Linked DNA regions of Mus musculus: region 1 is linked to region 2. A link is a loop called in an ENCODE intact Hi-C map of the cell type or tissue named here. Cell type or tissue: left cerebral cortex. All regions are shown on one strand. Links, peaks and the distances in the headings refer to the core of each region. The heading gives the core; the rest is flanking DNA.

Region 1 (11,484 bases), core at 1,801-9,800, 97 kb before region 2:
AGTTAGCATGGCAGTGCAAGCTGCATAATATTCAATTTATATAAAAATATAAAATAGGCGAGATGGCTCAGCGGGTAAAAGCTCTGACTGCTCTTCCAAAGGTCCTGAGTTCAAATCCCAGCAACCACATGGTGACCCACAACCACCCATAATGAGATTTGACGCCTTCTTTGGGTATGTCTGAAGACAGCTACAGTGTACTTATTTATAGTAAGCGAGCAGGGACTGAGAGAGCAGGGTTGACTGGAGTGAGCAGGGGTCCTAAGTTCAATTCCTCACAACCACATGAAGGCTCGCAACCACATACACACTCATTCTGTCAGTTCTGTGTCTCTGAGTCATACAGAGCTCTGAGATGGTCAGACAAACACTTCATAAGATGTTGGTGGCCACCGCAGAAATGCAATCAGTAGAGGCTGGGGAGATGAACTGGGGAACGAGTCGGCCTTCCAGATGGATTCTGAACTTCCCTCCTGTTCTCTATGCTCTCCATCCCTGGCTCTTGCCTGAGTTAATACCAAAGTCCCCTCTTCTCACTCTTGCTTCATTTAGAACCCAATTTCAGCAACTCCTGCAGTGGCTTCTTCAGCCACAAGATAAAAGCTACACTCCTGGTGCCCCGCCTCCTATGGCCTGGTGTCCCTGGCCCATTTCTCCCATACTCACATCCTCTTTCCTGTCCCCAGGTGTGCTGGATGGGATTTTCTTTTCTTCTCTCTCTCTCTCTCTCTCTCTCTCTCTCTCTCTCTCTCTTTCTTTCTTTCTTTCTTTCTTTCTTTCTTTCTTTCGTCAACTTGACATGAGCTAGAGTCACCTGAAAGGAAGGAACCTCAACTGAGAAAATGCTGCCCCCATAAGATCCAGCCATAGGGCATTTTGTAAATTAGTGATTGATGAGGGGAAAGCCCAGTCATTAGTGCATGGTGTTATCCCTGGGCTGGAGTTTCTGGGTCCTCTGAGAAAGCAGGCTGACTGAGCCATAGGGAGCAAGCCAGTGAGCAGCACCCCTCCATAGCCTCTGCCCTGCTTGAGTTCCTGTCCCGACTTCCTTCGATGGTGCTGATAATGACGATGACGATGAAGAACAGTGCTGTGGGAGTGTAAACCAAATAAACCCTTTCCTCACCCAACTAGCTTTGGTCATGGTGCTTCATTGCAGCAATAAAAAACCCTAACTAAAGACACCAGCTCTTCGCATGGGCCTCTCAAACTACCTGAAACCCCTCTGTCTGATTCACATTTATTCACGCCTGGGTCTTACCATGGATGGAATTCTTTTCAGCCACCCTCCAGATGTACTGGGGAGAGGTGCCACCTGTGTGTACTACTCAGCCCTGCCAATCAAGGCATGCCCCCGGCAGAGTGTTCTACACCAGAAATCCCTGCAGTCTCCATTCAACAGACCCAGGTGATTCTGATATTCCAAGTATGTGAGATTGGTGGGTGACCTTGGGATCCAGGAGACATGGACAAGAGGAGACACCAAAAAATATATATATATGGCTGGCGAGATGGCTCAGCAGGTAAGAGCACCCGACTGCTCTTCCGAAGGTCCTGAGTCAAATCCCAGCAACCACATGGTGGCTCACAACCACTTGTAATGAGATCTGACGCCCTCTTCTGGTGTGTCTGAAGTCAGCTACAGTGTACTTATCTATAATAATAAATAAATCTTTGGGCCGGAGCGAGCAGGGACTGAGGGAGCAGAATTGTCCGTAGTGAGCAGAGGTCCTAAAAACTCAATTCCCAACAACCACATGAAGGTTCACAACCATCTGTACAGCTACAGTATACTCACATACATAAAATAAATAAATAAATCTTTTTTAAAAATACAGGGAAAAGTTGTGGAAATGGCCCAAATATTTATCAGAAGATATTTCAATATTGTAACTAATACTACACACTAACAATGTTGCAATTGTTAAAAATTACATAAATCTGGAATATATAAAGATACTATTTGGAAGCAGGGGTGAAACTCTATAAATTATATTGAAAACGTCAAATGGCAGAAGAAACACAGAGGATCATTGTTTTTGCTGTGTCAAAAATAGCATCACAAAAGCAACCTGGGGAGGAAAGGGTCGATTTCAGCTTACAGTTTATATATAGTCTAGTTGCCTGGCAGGATGGGTGATGGTGTAGCTAGCACCGAGGAGGCAGAGGCAAGCAGATCTGAGTTTGAGACCAGTCTGGTCTACAGAGTGAGTCAGGACGGCCAGGGCTACACAGAGAAACCCTGTCGTGAAAAGCAAAAGAAACACAGCAACAACAACAGCACAGTTTATAGTCCTGCATGGAGGGAAGTCAGGGCTGAAACACACTGGGAGGAATGCTGGTTATTGGCTGCCTCCTTGCAGTCTTGAAGACTACCTCTGCTCAGGGGTGGCACCGGCCACATTGATATGAGCCCTGCCATCCAAGTCATTAATTGAAAACACCACATGGCCTTGTCTACAGACAAGCCAGTGGAGGCATTTTCTCAGTTGAAGTTTGTAGTGACAATTGTGGAATTTTGTTTTCTTTTAAAAAAAAAAATACAGAAGGGCTGGTGAGATGGCTCAGCGGGTAAGAGCACTGACTGCTCTTCCGAAGTTCTGAGTTCAAATCCCAGCAACCACATGGTGGCTCACAACCATCTGTAGTAAGATATGATGCCCTCTTCTGGTGTGTCTAAAGATAGCTACAGTGGACTTACATAAAATAATAAATAAAATATTTAGAAGATACAGAAATATAAGAATAAGTTTCCATTTAATCCCAGGTGTGGGATCTCGGGCTGCTTCAGGCTGTCCACAGCGGCTGCCAAAGATCGGGCTGGTAATCTAGCAGGGGCGTGGCTTTTGCCAGCTGCAGACAGTTTCTGTCGAGGTTTGGTCAGTATGCAAATTCTGTACCTGACAGTCTAGGCCTAGGAGTGACTTGTCAAGGTTACAAGCTTTGGTTGTGCAAACCTTGTTCCTAGACTTAAAATTATTGGTTACATAAAATAGGCTACGACCAATTACTGAGGGATTGGAGGTAAGTAGGTTTGGGGTGACCTGGTTGGGGGAGGAGAGGGGGAGAAGGAGGAAGGAGAAAGGGGATGAACCCATGAGCACATGGCCAGGAGAAACAATAAGTATGCGGGGTACACCACTGGGGAGGTGGCCAGATCTGCAGTTAGAAGAGTAGATTAGGGGTCACCCCCCACAAACTGTCAAAGTCAAATAAAAGAACCATAGTCCAAGACTCGTTTATTGGTTAAGCTAGTGGAGGGTGGGCTTAAATTGGTTTTTACTACAAGTTTCTGTGATTGTGTGATGTTTGGAATTCTGGGGACTTTTCAGAGGGTCTATAAATGCTAGGCTTGCTGAGTAGTCACAGCAGAGAAGAAAGAAGAAATTAGATATCCTGACAGCAAAGATCAAACTTGCCCCCAAGGAACTTGTCCTTAATCAACAGGAAGTAATCTAAGGCTAACGACACCCCCCTTCTAACCCTTTCTTCTCTATATAGTGTGAGGGGGTTGGAAGGGTGGGAAAATGGTGGAGAAGGGTGGAAGAAAGAAGAACCCGACAAGTAACAAATGATGAGTTACCGAAGTCCCTCTTCTCAGGTAAGTCAAGCTGGTGTCAAGTTGACAAAAGCAAAACCAACCAACCATGAGTCTGTGTGTGTGTGTGTGTGTGTTGCACGACTTTAATCCCAGCACTCAGGAGGCAGAGGCAGGCAGGTACCTACCTCTCTGTGAGTTCGAGACCAGGTCTAGTCCACAGAGCAAGTAACTGCACAGAGAAACCCTGTCTCAAAAAACAAAACAAACAAACAAAAACCAGAAAACAAAACCAAGAAAGGTGTGGAGCAAGTGAGTCACACAGACTGCCAGCGGGGGTGTGAATGATGTGTAGAGAGGCAAGTGTCTGGGGGCTGTCAGTATGAACTGCAGTGGTGGTGCCCGCCTATAAACCGAGACCTTGGGAGGCAGCAGGAAGATGAGGAGTTCCAGGGCAGACAGGAGGGAAAGGCTTGGAAACAGCATAGGAAAGATATCATCAGGATAAATGCTAGGGAAATGCCTGCAAAGACGAAAGAATGGAAAATAGCTGCCTCTTGAGAGCACGAAGGAGGGAGATTGGGGGTGGGGGGTACGCAGAGGGAGAGGTGCGGGGGAGGGGCTGGCTTTCTAAACTGGGGACTATAATGAGACAACGTACAAGCAATAAAAAGTCATATAAAGCATACAACTTTTTAAAGCTTTATTTATTGTTATGTGTATTATATGTAGCTGTCTTCAGACACACCAGAAGAGGGCACCCGATCTCATTATAGATGGTTGTGAGCTACCATGTGGTTGCTGGGATTTGAACTCTTTGAACTCGGAACCTGCGAAAGAACAGTCAGTGCTCTTACCCACTGAGCCATCTCTCCAGTCCCTAAAATGTACAATTTGACTTTTACAAAGTGTACACCAAACAGTTCCACCTGGCTGAAACTGCCCAACCTGTTGCCGTGTGTGTGTGTGTGTGTGTGTGTGTGTGTGTGTGTGTGTGTCGCTCCTCTTGGGACATGCGGCACAGAGTCAGAAGCCGGAGCCTTGTAGCCCTAACGACCAAGGCTCAGTCACCCAGATTCAGCATGCCAGTTCATCAGACAAGTGGTAGTGAAGTGCAGAGAAAGGTTTATTTAATGTGGCTGCAAGGCCCAGGCTCTGACCCGAACACCTCTAGAAGCCCTGGGTTTCGAGGTCTGCCTGTTGTCCACCTGAATACCCCAGCGGAGGAAACAGGAAACGTTGGGAAGTGCAGGTCTCATTTTCCACTGCCCTCCCTGCAAGGCTCCCAGGCCTACAGTCTCTACATTCTCAAGGCATGCGTGGACATAGCCATACATGTTTGCTCAGCCTTCACTCTCCGTAATGTCAAGAGTAGCTGACAAATGATTTTGTCTGAATTTTAGAATGGACCGCCTTACTGATTCTTCATGTGGTCACCAGAGGGCGTGCCAGAGTAGAGCTCTGCTTTGCAACTGACCCTGTTCTGGCTGGCCAGCTGTGAACTCAGCTTAAAGCAGACTCACTCTGAATGCGAGGGACCTCTACTTCTGAGGCAAGGAGAAAGAGTCCGGCTGGATCAGCAGGGGGCCCACTCTCTGGCGTGGAGGGTTTTACCAGTCCTGTCAACTTTAGGCTGTCCTCTGCCCAGCTGGGATCCCATCTACCTTATTCAACATCTCTCAGCCAAGGTTCTTAACCCAGGGAGGCTGGATAGAGGATCCCGAGACCCCTGGCTTCTGCTGGCTTTTTTTTCTTTTCCTCTTCCTTCTGCATCGAAGAGCCTCAGCTCCTGGTTTGGGTGAGCCAGTGACTGTGGCAAAGGGCCTACGTGGGGTCAGCTCCTTCCTCTATTCAGAAGTGTATGTATGCAGGGTTACATGTAACACAACACAGGCTGCCCTTGAACTTGCCGTGTCGCCACAGATGACCTTAAACTTCTGATCTTCCTGCAGGTATGCGCCACCATGCCTTGAGTGCTGGAGACAGAACTCAAACCCTCAAGTGTGCACTAGGCAAACACTCTGCTAAACTTAGCAACATCGCCTCAGCTCCAAGTAATTTTATAAAAATAAGCTTGAGATTATCAGTACAAGCTTATGTGCATATTTTATATCCTTATGAACCTAGGTCATGTAAAATTCTCTTGGGCTTTCAAAGAGATCATGAGCAGAAAGTTTAAGAAGCCCCACTCTCGACCTCCTCCATGGGCCCAAGACAGAGCTAGTATCTGTCCCACAGCTATGAGCATTATAGCTGGCTATTGTCTGGCTGAGAACTGTGAACACCTTCCCCGTGCGTTTGGGAGTATGCTGTGCTGAACCCTCGTGAGAGGTACGGTCAGCTCCAGGTCAGATGCAGAAGGTGAACTGTGAGGGTGTGCTCACCATAATTGTGAGGGTGACAGCTACATAAGGCAGATGCACACAGGGAAATAAAGTCGGCGTAAAGACGCAAAGCACGTTGGCTTGCTTAGAAATTTATATTTGGGTGGTGATCGTGTTAACAGAGGTAGAGGTGACTCATGGGTAGAGAATCTGTTCAAGACTCTGCAGTCAGCTGCCGGTTTTCTGCTGTGTGTAACCAGGATTCCCAGACCACATCCCTGCCTCTCACTTTACTGTAGGCTGATGGACTCAGCAGGCGGTTCTTCTCCACGTGATAAGGCCAGGACGCGTGAATGCAGCTTAGCCTGACTCCATGGCCTCTGTAGCAGAGTGGCTTGCCAGGCTTTCAGGCACAGTGCCATTTCCTGTGCACTTGGGGTACTCTTATGGAAGGATGTGAACCCCACAGATAGGTTCCCTGCACGTGTATTGTTAAATTTCTTCTCAGATGGAGATGTAAACAGCGCTACAGCCTCCTCCTCGGCTCTCAACAACAAACTGAGTTACGATTACACTGAACTTTATTCTGCAGGACCAGTGGATCTCTTGGGCTTCCGTAGAAAGCACAGGTGACAGGTTATTTGCTGGTGCGTTAGTGCTAGCTCTCTTCAAATGGCCACGCACATCTGGCACAGATGGCGGCTTTCTCGTAGCTGCACAGATGGAACATACTCAATCTTTGTGCTAACATACCCTAGCTCCTCCCTGCATGGAGTGGCTGGTAAGGGGTCCCTGGCCCTGCCACCCCTTCCTCCTATGAGGATATATAAACAGTCAACAAGCCTAGCTTGGGTGGGTTTTGCAAGTGGGCACAAAGATGGTAACCATTATATGGTTAGGAGGATAGTCGTGTACCACAATGGTAGTAGCCTGTGGATGTAAACAAAAATGCCCAGCAGGTACCTCAACTGGGGCATCGTCTCCACCCAACACAACAATTTACATAGTGTTCCTGTTCATTTGTGTTGCCACAGGACCCACTCCTGCTTGGAGCCTTAGTGGGGGTTTCTATTGTTGTGAAGAGACACTGTGACTGTGGCAATTCTTATAAAGGAAAACGTTTGATTGGGGCTGGCTTACAGTTTGAGGTTAAGTTCACTATCATTGTGATGGTTTGTACATGCTTGGCCCAGAGAGTGACACGATTTGGAGGTGGGGCCATGTTCCAGCCCCAGCAAGCAGCAGAACTCAGCAGCTTCAGCCATGTGGCTCTGGCTTTAGAGTCAAGAAGAGGAGGGGACTACTGGGACAATGGTGCTGGTTAGCAAGAGCTAAGACATTAGTGGTGATTAAGAAGAGACTAGCATCACTGAAGTGAAATCTTCTAGGAAGTGTTTTTCTGAGAGCACAAAGAAGCCGTGTTGCAGAGATAGCCAAGATTGTACCTTGTGCAGCAGCTGGACTTGGTAATGTATAAGAGTCACCAAGGTGGTACTGGTTTTAAAGAAATGAAGACATTATGGAGAACAGCTGAGGCTTGGCACTGTGAGAGGCCAGGGAAGGCCATTGGTGAAGATGCAGCCTCAGTTGCAGCTGATGGCCCAGGATTGAGAAGGTCACGCAAAGAAGTTGAGGCTTGGCATCATGAAGAAAGCCTATGAGAGGCTACTGGTGAAGCCTAGTTGCTGAGGAAGACCCCAGCGTATTGGAGTTACCAGTGCCATGAGATGACCACCAAGAACAGCAGCAGCAGTGGAGTGGATCAACCTGAGCTTAGAGTGCTACAGAGGGCAGAGCTGGAGGAGAACTGCCAGCCCTTTGGAGAAGCCCAGAATATCATGTGTGGATCCCAGACATTGGAACAAGAAGCTGTAACATTGAAGTTGCTTTGGAGACTCCAAGATGTTCGAGATGCCAGAGCCGTGGGATACCTGAGGAAAGCTGCTAACGGAGTAGAACCAGCCCAGAAGAAAGAAGTTTGAAGGTGAAAAAGGAGTTGGGAGATCTCAAGACTGCTTTGACATCAGCCATGGAGATGCAGAGTTTGGAGTTTGCCCAGCTGGTTTCTTGTCTTGTCTTGGGAATTACAGTTAAGTGATTGGATGAATCTCAGAAGAGATTTTTTTTTTTCAAGACAGGGTTTCTCTGTGTAGCCTTGGATGCCCTGAAACTCACTCTGTAGACCAGGCTGGCCTTGAACACAGAAATCCACCTGCCTCTGCCTCCCAAGTGCTGGGATTAAAGGTGTGCACCACCAAAAAAGTTCTGCCTAGCTGAACTTTGGACTTTTAACATTGTTGAGACTGCTAATAGACTATGGGGACTTTTGAAGTTGGATTAAATATATTTTGTATTATGCTATGTCTAGGTGTGGCCCCCGTAGACTCATATGTTTGAACAGTCTTTGGGGGTCAGGGAGTGGAATGTCATGGTTTGTATATGCTCGACCCAGGGAATGGCACTATTTGGAGGTGTGGCCTTGTTGGAGTAGGTGTGGTCTTATTGGAGGAAGTGTGTCATTGAGGGTATGGGCTTTAAGATCCTCATCCTAGCTGCCTGGAAGCCAGTCTTCAGCCCTTCAGAACAAGATGTAGAACTCTCAAATCCTCCAGCACCATGCCTGCCTAGATGCTGCCATGTTCCCACCATGATGATAAATGGCCTGAACCTCCGGAACCCTAAGCCAGCCCCAATGCAATGTTGTCCTTATAAGAGTTGCCTTGGTCATGGTGTCTGTTCACAGCAGTAAAACCCTAAGATTAGGTCCCCACCTATTTTGAGGCTCAGCATGGCTGCAGGTTTTATCCTCTATACCCATCAGCCACTATCTAATGACCCTGGTGCGTTTGTGGGTAACAGAATCGATCTGCATCCTGCTCCAGTATCCACTGGGGCCCGTGTAACCTGCATATTTATTGATGAGTGATCAATAAGTCATCAATATGGCATCTCCTGTTATCCTGTGTGGCCCTCACAGGTGAGTTCAACCTTGCCCATCCCTTCGAGGAGTGGCTGGGAAGACTCCCATCCAAGGGACATTTTTTAAAAAGATTTATTTATTTATTTTATGTATATATGAGTACACTGTAGCTGTACTGATGGTTGTAAGCCATCATGTGGTTGCTGGGAATTTGAATTCAGGACCTCTGCTTGCTTCAGTTGGCCCTGCCTGCTCTGTTCTAAAGATTTATTTATTATTATATCTAATACACTGTAGCTGTCTTCAGACACAGCAGAAGAGGGCATCAGATCCCATTACAGATGGTTGTGAGCCACCATGTAGTTGCTGGGATTTGAACTCAGGACCTTCGGAAGAGCAGTCAGTGCTCTTAACCACTGAGCCATCTCTCCAGCCCTCCAAGGGACATTCTTTATCAGTGTGGGGGACAAGCAAACCTACTGCATCTCCTGGTCATTTTTTTCCCTGGTCACTTTTACTCCTCTGGTGAGTTGTAGCTGGCCTGCCTTAAAGCTCTCCACACGTTAGTCAACCAACCCAGAGTTTGGTTGCTCATGAATTTTATCCCTAGGGATTCCTGTGTGACACAAATCCAGCTATACCTGTGTTCAGGAGACACAAGAGAGGCCCTTCTGCTTGGCTCTCTCCTCTTTCTTGCTCCTACCTGCTTTAGCACCTTGAAAACCAGGGTGTATATTGAGTCATTTAGGTGGGCCAAAGCCTCTCCTGGTTCATATAGGTCTGTGGCGGTTTGAATATACTTGGCCCAGGGAGTGGAACTATTTGGAGGTGTGGCCTTGTTGGAGTAGGCGTGGCCTTGTTGGAGGAAGTGTATCAATGAGCAGATGGGCTTTGAGAGCTTCCTCTTAGCTGCCTGATGATGCCATCTCCTGTTTGCCTTCAGAACAAAGTGTTGAACTCTCAGCTCCTCCTGCACCATGCCTGCCTGGATGCTGCCATGCTCCCACCTTGATGATAATGGACTGAACCTCTGAACCTGTAAGCCAGCCCCAATTAAATGTTGTCCTTATATGAGTTGCCTTGGTCATGGTGTCTGTTCACAGCGGTAAAACTCTAAGACTAGGTCCCCACCTATTATGAGGCTCAGCATAGCTGCAGCGCTTCATACTGGTCTCGCTGTCCTTGCTGAATCCGTCTCTTAGGTCTCCCATAAATAAAGTCTTGATGGGCTCGTGAACTGGGCTCCTAACACCACTTCCCACCTGCCCAATTCTCTTATGGCCTCCCGTTCTGTTTTCTAGTCCCTGATATTCAGGGAGACCTCGACTATGGATAGATAGCCAGGTATCCCTAGCAGCTCCTCTGCGCCATTCCACCAGGGACTGACCCCTCACTCTGCTGCGCTGCTCTGTACTGTGAAGCCTTTGACTCAAGGAAGGGATGGGCAGCCGCCTTGCCCAGCTTCTTCTCCGCTTCGGCAGCATTCTTCAGGTTAATGCCATCTGACCCCATGTCCCAAGCCTCACAAGTCAGGTGGCAAAGGATTCCTGCATTGCTCATTCTAAATGTTCCCTAGTCCCACCAGCTCTGTTACCCAGTGTTCTGGTCACTTAGTCTTCCACACTGACTTTGTTAAGGCCCTGGTCTGCATGTCAGGATATCGGTTTTGCCGTTATGTTACAGGCTGGACCAGAGGAGTATCTTGCCACTTTTAAGTTCCTTCCCCATAGGTTCTGGTCGAATACAGGTGCTATTCCCTTTTGACCCCCCCCCCCCAGACATAAAAAGCAACAGGCCAACATCTCCATGTACTCTCTCTCATCTGGTCCTACTGCTAAGTCTCAGGCTGATATAGAAAGGCCAGCCTCTTCTCCCTGTCTCCCTCCAGGCTGCCTGTGCTATCAGCTGTTTGCTGATACCTCCATCCTTGATGCGTCCCCCCAGGGCGTGTAATATCTGTTCTCAAAGCATCTCTGCTTGCTATGCGAATCCCACCCATCAGGCAGGTATGCCACAGACGTGCCCATCACGTATTCACCTGACTTGGATATCTCAGTAATCTCCATTCCCTTGTCGCTCTCCCACAAACCCTGTACAGATAAACCAACAGGTCAAGATTTTCTCTGTAAACAACCTGGCCCCTCCCCATGCAACAATTTGTGTCATGTCTCCAAATTATGGGTGACATCATCGCCCTTCCAAAGCACGCACTTGTGCTGCCAAAATTCCTTCCCAGGACGAGAGGTAAACATCGCCTCCAAGGGTCCCAAGGTCAAACTGAGGCACAATTCCACCAAAGTTTACTGGGAAGGCCCAATGAGTTTGTTGGTCCTCTCTGCAGAGCATGGGTTAGATGTCTGGGTTACTTACTACAGTGTGGGTGCCCACTCGCCCTTCCACCCCCCAAAAGATTGAACTTGAAGTCTTCATCCAGTCAGGATAATGGCTTCCTCAGAGTCACATGGATGGAGTCCCCCTTGTCCCTCTGCCCAGTCTAGCCCCTTCCTAGTCTGGTCTCTCATGGACCCTGGGGCTAGGTCATCCATAGGGGCTCGGCTTGGAGCTGCCTTCTTAGCTGGCCACTGGGGATTTGGCCCCACTCCTCAGGTTCCTCTCTGGGCTCATTGTCCTCCTCCTTTCTGTCAGGTAGAGAGTTGCTCTGCTCTGTAGCAGGACTCCCTGCCAGCCAGATGAACCGGAGC
Region 2 (11,484 bases), core at 2,171-10,170:
AGGATTGCTGTGAGTGAGATCCTTCTCAAGGCCCTACATGTGGCCACTGGGCCTTTGTATTAGTTGCTCGGGTACTGTGGGCACCCTTCCCTCCCATTGCCTGGCCCTCCCTGTTCACTTTTCAGGAGGGAAATCCCTGTTCCTCTCCGCTCCAGCTTGTAAGGCAGCTGCAGGCAGGCCCTCAGCACTAGGGGCTTCATCATCTCTCACTGTCAGTGGCAAGGAGGGGGCATCATGGTGGCATCATGGCACCAGCCTCCGTGCCTGTCCGTGCCTTAGCATAACAGTTTCTGAAGGAGGAACTGATACAATTACCGTTTGTCTTGTCAGGTGGATAAATGGAGGCTCAGAGAGGTGAAGTCACTTGCCTGGAGCCACACAGCAGGTAAGAGCAGAGCAGGACTCCCTCTGGAAAATGCCCTGTCTTAGAATGGATGTTGAATGCTGTTTTGGGGAAGAGGCTCAGGTCTTTCCCTACCCCCTGCCTGGGTCAGGCCTCTCTTTCTTCCTCTACTGTCAGTCATCCCAGGCCCTGAAGACACCAGGCAGCCCTGCTAAGGGCCATCCTGACATTTGTCACCACCAGCTCTGTGAAGGGTTTAATTAACTTCCTGTCTCAATAGAGGATAATGAGTTTTCAACACCATGTGACTCCCCGAGGAGGTCAAATGGCAGCCAGGATGTCAAAATAAATTAAGTTAGGAACTGGGAGGCCACTGAAGGAGGCAGGTCTATAGAGAGCTCCCCCATCTGGCTGGCTGTCTAGGCTGTGTGTGCTTCTGGCCTGTTTTTCCTGGCTTTGACTGGCTCTGGGGAGAGGGCTCAGGCAGGTCCTTGTCCCTGTTCTCAGCCACCAAAGATGTCAGAAGACAACACCATCTGAAGAAAGAGCTGGCTCGGGACATTTGCACAAGCCCTTCCACCTGGCCTCCAGGGTCAATGTACACAGCCAAGGTCTCTAGCAAGCGTGCCCTGACAGTCAGCCACCACAGGCTTATGCCTAGATGCTGCCGACTTTGGATACGGTGGGCATCAGCCAAGATCCGCCCTTCGTGTTGCTTCTCATGTGACTTTAATCTGCCCTCCGGGCAAGGGTGTGGCCAGAAACACATCCTCCCTTGGACACCACCTCGAGGTCAGGAGAACATGTCACTGGCACGACCTGCTTCCTTCTGCACATTCACCACGCCTCATCTGTGTCACCTCACAGGTCCCCGGCTTCTACCCCGCCTCCGTTCCTCCTTCCCTTCCTTCTCCCCACAAAAGGCGATGGGCCAGGTTGGCGTACTGAGATGAGGCGGTGAACCTCAGACATCCGTCACCGCTGTGCAGGCTGGAGAAAGAGGGAGATGGTGGACGGGAACAATGAGTGTCTGGGATACAGGGGAAGGTCAGACGCAGCGGGTGGCAGAGGACAGAATGAGACTGTAAGGTGGCAGTGGGCTGTGGACAGTCCTGGAAGGTTAGACGCTGGTTCTGTGGGAACCCTGGAAGGCTAAACACAGTGGGTGGGTGTAGACTACACAGGAAGGATAGGTGTCCTGGGAAGTCAAGAAGGAGGAAACGCCATGGGGTGCTGGGGGGATACCGAGTCTCCCCTTAAAGCCTATGTTAGAGCTTTTTCTCTCACATGTTCAGGGGTACTGAGACCTTCTCAAGCTATGGTCCAGTAGATGCTGTTCGATCACTGGGATGTGCAATTGAAGGGACAGGGAGTCCCTATACCCTCCTGGGCTCTCTCCACTCCTAATAACATGTGAAGTTTGCTTTTCCTATGATCTCTGACCATGGATGCTAGCTCCTTCACCCACTACCCTCCAGAAGTGGGTAGATGCAGGTGCTTGCCCACCCTCAACCTCCAGAGCTATGAGTTCATTGGAACCTTTCTCTCTGTCTGCTTGGTTGCCTCTGGCATTGTGTTGTAGTAACTGCAAAGCTGACTCAGAGGCGGTCCTCAGTATAGCTGTGGCTCGGGGAGGCTGGTGATAAAATGACCAGAATGGGACTGGAGGTAAGGGAGGCGACTGATATCTGGGGGCGGAGGGAGGTGTAGGCTGAGCAGGCCTCACTCCTAGCCCTCACCCAGATCTCCTAGGCTCACCCATGTTCTGGCCACAAGACCTGCTTCGGCCAATGGGGAGTCAGCAAGGATGTTGCATGTGCAAGCTTTTTAAACCCTTGGGTAATATTAGGCTGGCCTGAGGCTAATGTCACTAGGAAGCTTGCTTAGGCCTTCAACCATCACAGCGCCTCAGCTGACTGTGACTGCTGGAGTGAGGGAGGTGGAGTAGGGAGACAGGGCCAGGCTCTGCTCAGTCAGCACCCATGTGGAATCCTGTATTCAGCTTTGGCTGCTGGGGTAGGAGTTCCTGGGCAGTCGTCATGCATGGGTGGGTACTCAGCGGCTACAGATGAAGGCTGGGAGGAGCCTTTCTGGACGTCCAGGGCCAGCAGCCATAATCTAGGCATGGGAGCCTATGGTGTGAGGAACTCAGATCAAGACCAGTGGTAGCCAGAGAGGAAGGTCATGTGCTATGGCTCCCATGGTTGCTGATGACAAGATGCTGGGGGAACACACTGTTATTTTTAAGCAGAATTTAAGGTGATGCAGAAGAATCAAAAAGGGCAGACAGACAGAGAGACAGACAGACAGACAGACAGACAAACACACACACACACACACACACAGAGAGAGAGAGAGAGAGAGAGAGAGAGAGAGAGCTTCACACTGGGGTGTGTATCCAAGATGTAGTCATGTGGTCCTTGGAGGAGTCCTTGGTGCAAGTGAAAGGCAAGATTCTCTGGGTGGCTGCAGGCATAGGCAGAGTCCCCGTGTCCCCAGGGCTCCGCCAACCCTCAGCCATGCTCAGGTGGAGGGAGGTCTGCCTGGCAGCCATAGCTGTCCTGGGTAAACAGTGGACAGTCTGTTTGGAACAGGACCTCAATGGCAATGCTAGACCCACAGTCGTCCTCGTGGGGCTCAGCAGGGTTGGAGCAAGGAGACGAGCATCACCTGGGTGGACCTCTAGCCCTCTCTTGGCTGCAGCTACTGTGTGCCATCCTTCCCCCACTTCCATATTGGAGCACGGGTAGCCTTTGTCTTATGTCCTGCTCTACACCGTGAGAGGGACCCCATTCTGGTCTGCTGGGGACTATGGAAGCTGTGTGTGATGTCACTTTGCAGCCTGCAGTAGGAGCACAGAGCAGTGTGGATCACCTCTGTGCCCCCCCCTAAGCTCCCCCTTCCTCCCCCCACCCCTGCTGTTTCCTCTGCTTTGTCTTATCAGTGACTGCTTGTCATGGGGGCAAGGTTTGGTGGTGGAGTCCACACTGTTCTGTGCCAGCCAGCTTCCGCCTGGAGTCGGGGCTGAGGAGAAAGCTATGAATGCCAGCCAGGGTAGCGGGATGTGTGTTGAGCATGATGTCCGCTTGGGGCCAGAGGAGACAGGCAAGTCTTGCCACTATCAACAGTGTGGGCAAGCTCTATGCTCTCCTCCTAGGGACCCAGAAACATCACGGGGGGAGGTGTCCTGAAAAATGGAGACTGAGGCTGTGCCGCTTATCCATTCCCAGGCAAACCCTGGGCCTAGGTGGACTACCCCTGTTGCCTTTCCCTGCCTCCACGGAGCTGGAGACCAGTGAGTGACCTTGACCTTTTACCCTCAAGGCTGTGCCAACAGTCGGGGAGGCAGACAGTGTCCTGTGTGAAAGTGGCCTGTGACCTTGGGTTCCCTTGCAAACGGAGAGGGCAGCAGTATGGATCTCATTGTGTCTGATGCCCCACCCCCAGGGTATTGGGGACCGTCCCTTGAGGCCCATCCTAGCTCACTCATCTCTGATGCTGGAGGTTGAATGGATATGTGTGCCACAACTCGGTCTGCCTGGCCATGTACCATGGACAAGTGTGTGTTTTCCTGTGGGCTCTGGAATCTACCAGCCCCAATGCCTCATGGGAACACCACAAGGGACCCAGCCATGGGCACCTAGCACTACGCTGTCCCCTCGTATACCCAGGCAGCATCTATTCCACTAAATGTGCCTTTTTGGAGCCTGCCTTTTGTTACCCTATTGTGTGTGAGGGTGCGTGTGTATTTGAAGGTCAGAAGACATGGGAGTTGGCTTTCTCCTTCTGCCTTTTTGTGGGTTCTACACTAAGCGCCTTTACCCACAGAGCCACCATCTTGCCTGCCCAATGCCGGGCTTTCAGTTCTCCCCATACTGGCCACACTTTCCTACGCCCAGGAGCACAGATTCTGTAAGGCTCTGCAGCAAGCCAAGGAAAGGTAGCATCCGAAGCAGCCTGAGGGGAGCAGAGGAAGCTCTGAGTGAAAGCAGAGCCCTGTCAACGACCCTAGTCTCAGACCCAGAGGGAGATGGCAAAGCCTGCTCTCCTGGTCCATGTGTGGGCGTTGATAGTGTGTGCAGAAAATGGACACCGTGGATGTCTACAGCCTGAAGACGGCTCCCTGTAGAGACTGTGCCTACCCAGATTAGCAAACCCAGCCTCCTCCATCCAGCTGCACACGGTAAACCCCGCCCCCTGTTCAGCTGTATTCAATAACTCTCTCTGTTCAGCTCTATACAATAAACATGCCGTGCTTCCTGGGTGCTCTGTTTCTCCATCAGAGAATGCAGTCCACCTGAGCCAAGCTCTGTCTGTGTGGCTGGCTATGCTGCCTGGTCCCCAGGTGAAACTGGAAGTTTCTACCTGTCCCCTGTCTTCCATCTCACTATGGGCATGGTCATCTCTCCTCCCCTCCTCCGTAGTCAGGCTGAGATAGGTCCTGCCTAAGGTCAAGGAAAAGGTTTGTGGCCCCAATGATTCCCAGGGCTGGGACCCTTCTGGGTAACTCGCTGTTTCTTGGCTCTCAGTGTGCTCCGCAGGGAAACTTACCCATGGCTCCTTCAGTGTCAGGCCCTTGCCTCCCAGATACACCCCAGATGGCTTACATCAAAGTACTTTCCAGGTGGGCAGTGAGGATCTGGAATATATGTCCTGAAGGCTGAGCAGGTGTGCTTTCAGAGAGCGCCTATACATGTGTGAACATTAATCAGTGTGGGCCCCATGAGCTGACAGGGTCCCTGACTGTGTTTGGAGAGCCCTAGTTCTGTCTGCTGCACTTTGAGGCGCCTCCAGGGCTGCATCTGCACACAGGTGGCAAGTCAGGCTCCCCGTTTGAGTAGATGCTGCCACCTGGTGGTCAGGCTGGGGTTATGCCCTCTGTGTGTCTACTGGTCACAGGATGGCCTGGGAGTGGGGAAGAGGGAGCATAGGAGTAAGGGGGGATATGAACAGAGGCTCGGCTTACTCCCGTCAAACTCTGAACATAGCCTAGATGGCTCCAAGAAATTGCCCTCAGAGTCCCCTCTTAAGGGCGTGTGAGCCTGCAGAGTTCCGCCAGTCTGTGACACATGACACATGACACTCAACCCTAGTCTGAGGCGTTGGAGCTGTTGCTAACCACAGTACTCCCAGACTCCTGCTCAGAGGAAAGGACAGGGCAGGACAGTGGACCTGGTTGGCCCATTGGGTCTTCATTTTGAGTCTATCAAACCTTTTCTAAGGCCCAGATCAGACAGTCACTCCCCTGAGCTTCCCAGCCCCAACACTAAGGAGTGAGGGCCTTGTATAGTCAAACCCCTCCCCTCCCTTTCTGGCCTGGCTTCTGCCACCTTGCCCACTTCCCTATTTCCCTAAATCCATCTTAGACAATTCCTATCCCCTGGGAACCTGGTTGAAGTGTCCCCACAGCTTTGGCTTGGCTTATAGCACACAATGACCCTGGGGTACAACAGACAGAACAAATGTTGCCTGGGCCACATCGGGGCTCTGGTGAGAAGTGGGAGCGAGGACAGATGCTACATAGCCACGGGGCTTCTGCGAAAATAGTGGGAATATATTTGAAAAGACAAATTAGCTGTAGCTTTTACAGTACAACCTGGGGGGGGGGCTGCCCACGTCTTTATCCATTGGAAGGAGGCATTCTGAAAGACCCCAGCACCTTCTATGGAGGCAGTTTGGGCCTGATTTGGTCTTGTTTAAAATGTCAAAATAAAACCTTTTGACACTCACATTGCACCAAAGCTAAAAAACAAAAACAAGAACAAAAATACAAAAAACAAGAAAACCCCAAAAAGCCAACAAACTACACAACAAAGTAAGGCAGGAATCTCTAAGACTCCTAGGAGGAATGGGAAACCTCTCCCTCTGCCCACTTTGATACACAACGCTATATCAGGCAGGTGTGCAGTTGGCAGGCTTGTGCCAGTGCACAGACCAGACCCACAGCCCAGCCTGGGGGGTCCCTTCACTGCTGGGACCCTGGGCTGGAGCTCAACTGGGGAGACCGGTGGATGAGGCTCTCTCTTGAGTCCTGGGCTGCAGCCTCTCTGGCTAGGTCTCCCCACTCTAATCATCCCGTGGTTCAAAGAAGACCAGGGAGCCTGTATTCACATTACAGCACGGGAGTAGCACCAGAGCCTTTGGACCAGGCTTTCTGGGACCTAGAGTTGGAGCCCCATGGGGAAAGAAGGCACTAGGAAGGGGCCGTAGGGCTGAGGGACCCACAGGATGCTGGCCATGAAGGGCCTTCTTGCATTCCCTATAGGAACCCAGTTCCAGGGGTGGGGGGTGGGGTGGGGTGGGGACAAGGTGCTGCAGAGATCAGCAGTGCAGCTGGAGGCCAGCGCGATTTTGTGGTTGCGGGTGGGGGAGGGTGGTCCTGTCATGCTGTCAAAGACCAGGTGGCTCAGAAATGGCCCAAGTAGACAGCATGGCCCTCTCCCATGACACTTTGGAATTTTAACAATGGCAGCAGAAAAGGCAGCTGCCACTGTGTGCTTCCCTGCTAAGAGACGGGGAACCCTGTGCAAACCCTCAAACACAAGCTTTACAGCACGAGACACCTGGCCAACAGGGTGTGGTGGCGGTGATGGGATGCAACCTGCTCTCTTCAAGTACTTGACACTAGGGAAGCAGGTGATCCCTGGGCGGTAGAGACCGGTCCTTCCCAGCCTTCCAGCCAAAGCCCTGTTCTCAGGCCTCGAATCTGGAAACTCAGGTGCAGAGAAACAGGCAGTGGGTCTACCAGGGAGCTGTCTCCAATGCTGGAGGCCAGACAGAAGCCCATCAGCCGGGCACCCACGCATCCTCTCTTTTGGGTCACTGGGAACTGTCCTTCTTCAGAGGGATTCTGAAGCTGGTCAGCTTCTGCCCAAACAGCTGACTGAGGAGGTCGCTCTGGGCTTCTGCAGTCCGGCGGTCTCGGGGCTCCATAGGCGCAACACCACTGACATGGAGAGCTCTGACCCTTTTGTAGGGCCTGGACAGGGCTCTTGCCTGGGGCAAAGAGCCCTTTTCTGAAGTGTGGCCTGGATCCCCTTTCCGCTGTGCTGATGGCTGTGGCCTTGCCCTGCTGCTCTGGCCACTGGGTCTCGACTTGACAGGGGGAACTCGGCTGGGAGTTGCTTGCTTTCGGGGGGCCCTGGATGACTTGTCGGGGGCCAAGGGGGCTTTCCCAGTGTTTCCCACGCTTCCATGTCTGCCCAGTCCCAGGGCCTGGCCCTTCCTTTGTCTTCCATGGCTTTCTCTTTTCTCCCTGGGACTTGAATGCACTTGGACCCCCTGATGAACAGCGTCCCCAGGCCCTCTGGTGCTACCCTTGGTGTGGGCTCGAGGTGGGGGCTGGTCCGGGGTGGAGCTCGCCCAGCTAGGACAGCTGGGCTCAGTAGGGGTGGAGGCCATCTCACTTTGGAGCTGCCCACTGGTTGGCTGGGGCTGGCTGCCACCCCCTGTCTGAGTGCCAGGCTGGAGCCCTCCACTGCTCTGAGGGGTGCCTCGCAGTTTACCTTTAGAAGTGTTGGGCTTTACCCTGTCCTCAGGACTCAAGACCAGCTCTGCGGCTGGGATCCCCATCCCTCCTGGTTTTCGGGGTGGTGCTGGTGGCTTCAGTGCTTTTTTGGTGGGCTCTGCTGCTCTGTGATGGGAGGTACTTGAGTAGGCTCCTGGTTTGGTGGCATTGCCCTTCTGGGAGGGACCCTCTATTCTCCCCTCAGGTGCCATGTGGTGTGTGGTCACTAGCCTCTCCTGGAGCTGAGAGGGGTGCCCTGGGGAACACCCAGGGGCACACTTGTCTCCGTTGCCTGGACTCTTGTGTTTTCCTGGGAACAGGTGAAGGGCCCTCTTTTCCCCTACCAGAGCCTGCCATTTACATGGCTCAAGGCTTCCCAAGGAAGCCTCGTGTTCTGGTTTCTCCAGGGTTCTGTTCAGCTTGCAGCAGCCGCCTGTACCTTCAGCTGAGGCAGCTGAGAAAGGAGACAGAGACGGAGGTGGAAGATCCTGGCCACTCAGTGGTAGGTTGTTCCCCCTGGGTGAGTGGTCTGCCTGGTCCACAGGGTTCTCTTGAGAACTGGGCTGGTCCAGGATGAGGCTAGGCGCTAGGGGCAGTGCAGGAAGGGACACCTCACTTGGTGTAGGGCTGGTTGTGGAGGGGATTCTGTCAGTGCTGAGCTCAGGGGGACTGAAGGGCGCCATCAGCCTGTTCTGCTTGCTGGGTAGCACATCCTGGGAGACACGGGTCTTCCTCCTAGGAACCCCTGGCCGCTTAACACTCCGGAGTGTGAAGGGCTGCAGGTCGCAACTCAGGTGCTTGCCCATGTGCCTGTCGAATTGCTCCTTCTTTGCAAAGGTGTAGTTGCAGGAGCTGCAGACAAAGGACCTCCTGATGACGTGCATGACATTGGCGCAGAGCTCACAGGCATAGAGAGGCACGTGTGGGAGCTCCTTCTCCTCTGTCACCCCGTGGGTCAGGCCCAGGTGTACCTTCAGCTCCCAGGGCTCAGGGTAGACCTGCGGGCACCGGGGACACAGGTAGACGCGCTGTGGGCTGTGCACCGCCAGGTGGCGCTGCAGCTTGAAGGGCTTGGGGAACTGCTTCCCACAGTGGTGGCAGTCACGGGAGGGGTCCTTGCAGTCCTCGTGCACTGGTACAGCTTGGAGCGGGGACTCGCCGTGGGACCAAGGGTCTGGGGACGGGGCGGGGGGCGTCTTGGCAGAGTCAGAGCAGGTGGCAGAACTGCTGGTCAGAACGGATAGGCTGCCTCCTTCGGCGCCATCTTGGCTGGGGGTGACCGAGGCACGTGCCTTGCGCTTCATCCTTCTTGGGGTTTTCTTTCCAGCGTCTCCTTCCTGCTCTGATGGCTCCCTACTGTCTTTGCCGATCGAGCGCTTGGTCCTCTGGGGTTTGGATGCTCGCTCCACAATGGTGTTCAGGAAGTGCGTGAGGGCGCTTTCCCCTTCCAAGCACCCGGGCAGGTCTCCTAAGGCTCGCCGCGCCTGGCCATTTCGGGCAAAGCGGGCTGCGTGCTCCCGAAGGTGCTGGTTGTACATCCAGACATCAGCCACCTCCTTCAGGCACATGCCACAGGCCCACGGCCCTGCTTTGCCCTGCACGTGCTTCTCCCACAAGTGCTCCCGTAGAAGCTCCCGGGAACTGAATCTGCGCTCCACGCACAGGTAGCAAGTTGGGGGCGGCGAGGGGCTGTGCGACAGCTTATGGAGATCCAGCTCGCCCAGGCTATGGAACCGCTGGAAGCACACCCTGCACTTGTAGGAGGCCCTCTTGCCCTTCACCCGCAGGTCTCTGCCTTTGGCTCGTCTGGCCCGGGCAGTTCCCTCCATTCTTTTGTCTGGAGGGCCTTGTGAATTTGCTGTGACCTGGAAGTCTAGGGCGCCTGGGTTAGAGAGTTCAACAAGGTCACTACAGGGTCTCAGAAAGCACAGGTCTTGTATCTCCAGCTGGGTGCTGAGAGCCTCAAAGTCCTTAACGTAAAGTGGGGGCAGGCTGGCATTTCCAGGAGGCCTGTTGTCATGTTCCCTTTCTAGGTTAGGGGGTTCCGGGCTCATGTCTCCAACAGAAGAGGCTGTCTCACAGGCTGGGCTACAGTGTTCCAGGTCCCGCCAGGCTGCTGGGACCATGTGCAGCTGCGGGATGGGCTCTGACCATTCATCTTGGTTCTCCATCAAGCAGGAAGGCTTCTCCTCCACGCAGCTGGTTTGCCTGTCGGATTCCAGGGCCCACAGGCTGAGGCTGGGGGTCCATGGGTCAAGGCCAGGTGTCTTATTGCTTAGAAGGCCATCGAGGAGGAGGGACTCGGGCAAACTCATGACTTCATCATCCCACACATCCTCTTCCTCTCGGGACAGGCAGAGAGAGCCCGAGTCACTGAGATCGGTAGGCAGGCGCGTGGAGCCGAGTGAGACACTGTTTATCACCTCAGCGATGGGCTCCTTCGGTGATGGGCACTTTGGCCTTTGGCAGCGCTTCCCATAGACTCGTAGGTTCTTCTGAGTGAGGCGGCCATCCAGGGGGAAGAGCCGAGAGAAGGAGATGTCATCATCGAACAAGTCTGGAGGGTCCCTTTGCTCTGGGCTGGGGGCGCCATCCGACCCGTGGACTTCATTCTGGGTTTCCGGGTCTTTGATAGGTCCCTGGGGGTAGCTACTGATGGTGTTGTCCACTTCAGAACTGTGTGTCCTGTCAGGTAAGTCAGGTGTCCCTTTCCCAGTGCCCTCATCGGACCTGCCTTTGACTCCTGTGTGGTCCTCTGTAGGCTGGCTCTCAATAGCCCGTGAAGGTTCTCCACTAATGTCCGATGCCGTGGCCTCTTCTGGTCCCCAGAACCACTGTGTCCAGGTGGCCTTCTGTTCCACCGGATGCTCCTTCTCTATCGTCCCTTGACAGACCGGATGCTCTTGGGGGGCCTTCTGTGCTGGTACCTCCTCTGTACACAGGGCCCCTGGACCAACGTCTTCAGCATCTTCCAGTGCTCTGGGTCCTCCTGTGGAGGATGGAGGTGGAGGCCTGACAGCTGGCCTGCATCCTCCCTCAGGCGAGAGGCTCAGGGGGATGAGAGGATGGCCACAGGCGGTTGGTAGGTCTGAAGTCACGTGGGTAGTGCCTCCGGGACCATGCTTCTGCCTCCTTGCCCTCAGCTTTACCCCTTTCCTGTTAGGTTTCCTCTCTGGGTGGCTGGGGGAATCGGCAGGCTGTCCACCTTGCCTCTTGCCCCTCACTTCTGTCTGGTCAGGATGGAGCTGGTTTGTTCCCCATCTGTCTGCTCTCCTTGGTTTTGAGGCAGGAACCTCTGCACTCTCTCCTTGCTCACTGAGGCCTAGGGTGGGTGGGTGCTGGCTGAGGGGAGTGTCTAGTGTCCCAGCTCCCTCAGATTTCTCACTAGTCCTTTTTAGTATCTCAGGACCCATGGTGTCCTGGAGGGGAGGTGGTCCAGAAGAGCGGCCAGCCCCCAGGGCCGGGCGACTCGGTCTTCCCTTCTCAGACACCTTGTGGCTTTTCTTCCCAGGAGTCTGGCATGCTTTGGTCATGGGATCTGAAGGCTGGCAAGCAGGCACAGGCATGGGGCTCAGCAGGGATCTAGGTTCCCTTTGTGGCCGGTGCTTCCTGGCTTTGTGCCGGCTTAAGCCCG

What was found. Peaks named below come from ENCODE experiments on the same cell type or tissue, not always from the same donor. Only the 100,000 strongest peaks of a DNase experiment are listed, where the experiment ranks them.
Region 1: it touches region 2 in a loop (7-fold over the local background); 23 of 42 quality-filtered maps call a loop at or near these places.

The regions. Positions count from the first base shown.
Region 1 is chr8:122,363,339-122,374,822 of GRCm38, reverse strand. It overlaps Gm39270, which reads left to right. Exons shown (of 2, transcript XM_030243895.1): 2 at 1,283-1,532. Among named protein-coding and RNA genes, the nearest start is that of Trhr2, 6.3 kb to the right of the region's middle. In left cerebral cortex, for the core only: a CTCF peak has its summit at 4,970 (motif pointing right); DNase peaks (open chromatin) are centred at 4,992, 5,446 and 6,077; H3K27ac peaks cover 309 bases.
Region 2 is chr8:122,267,043-122,278,526 of GRCm38, reverse strand. Zfp469 (zinc finger protein 469) reads right to left here. Exons shown (of 3, transcript NM_001362883.1): 3 at 5,877-11,484. The coding sequence ends at 7,163. Gm39269 (a long non-coding RNA gene) reads left to right here. Exons shown (of 3, transcript XR_879285.3): 2 at 331-385; 3 at 851-4,649. Among named protein-coding and RNA genes, the nearest start is that of Zfpm1, 9.4 kb to the left of the region's middle. In left cerebral cortex, for the core only: CTCF peaks have their summits at 5,192 (motif pointing left) and 8,896 (motif pointing right); DNase peaks (open chromatin) are centred at 5,188, 8,979 and 9,394; H3K4me3 peaks cover 656 bases; H3K27ac peaks cover 647 bases.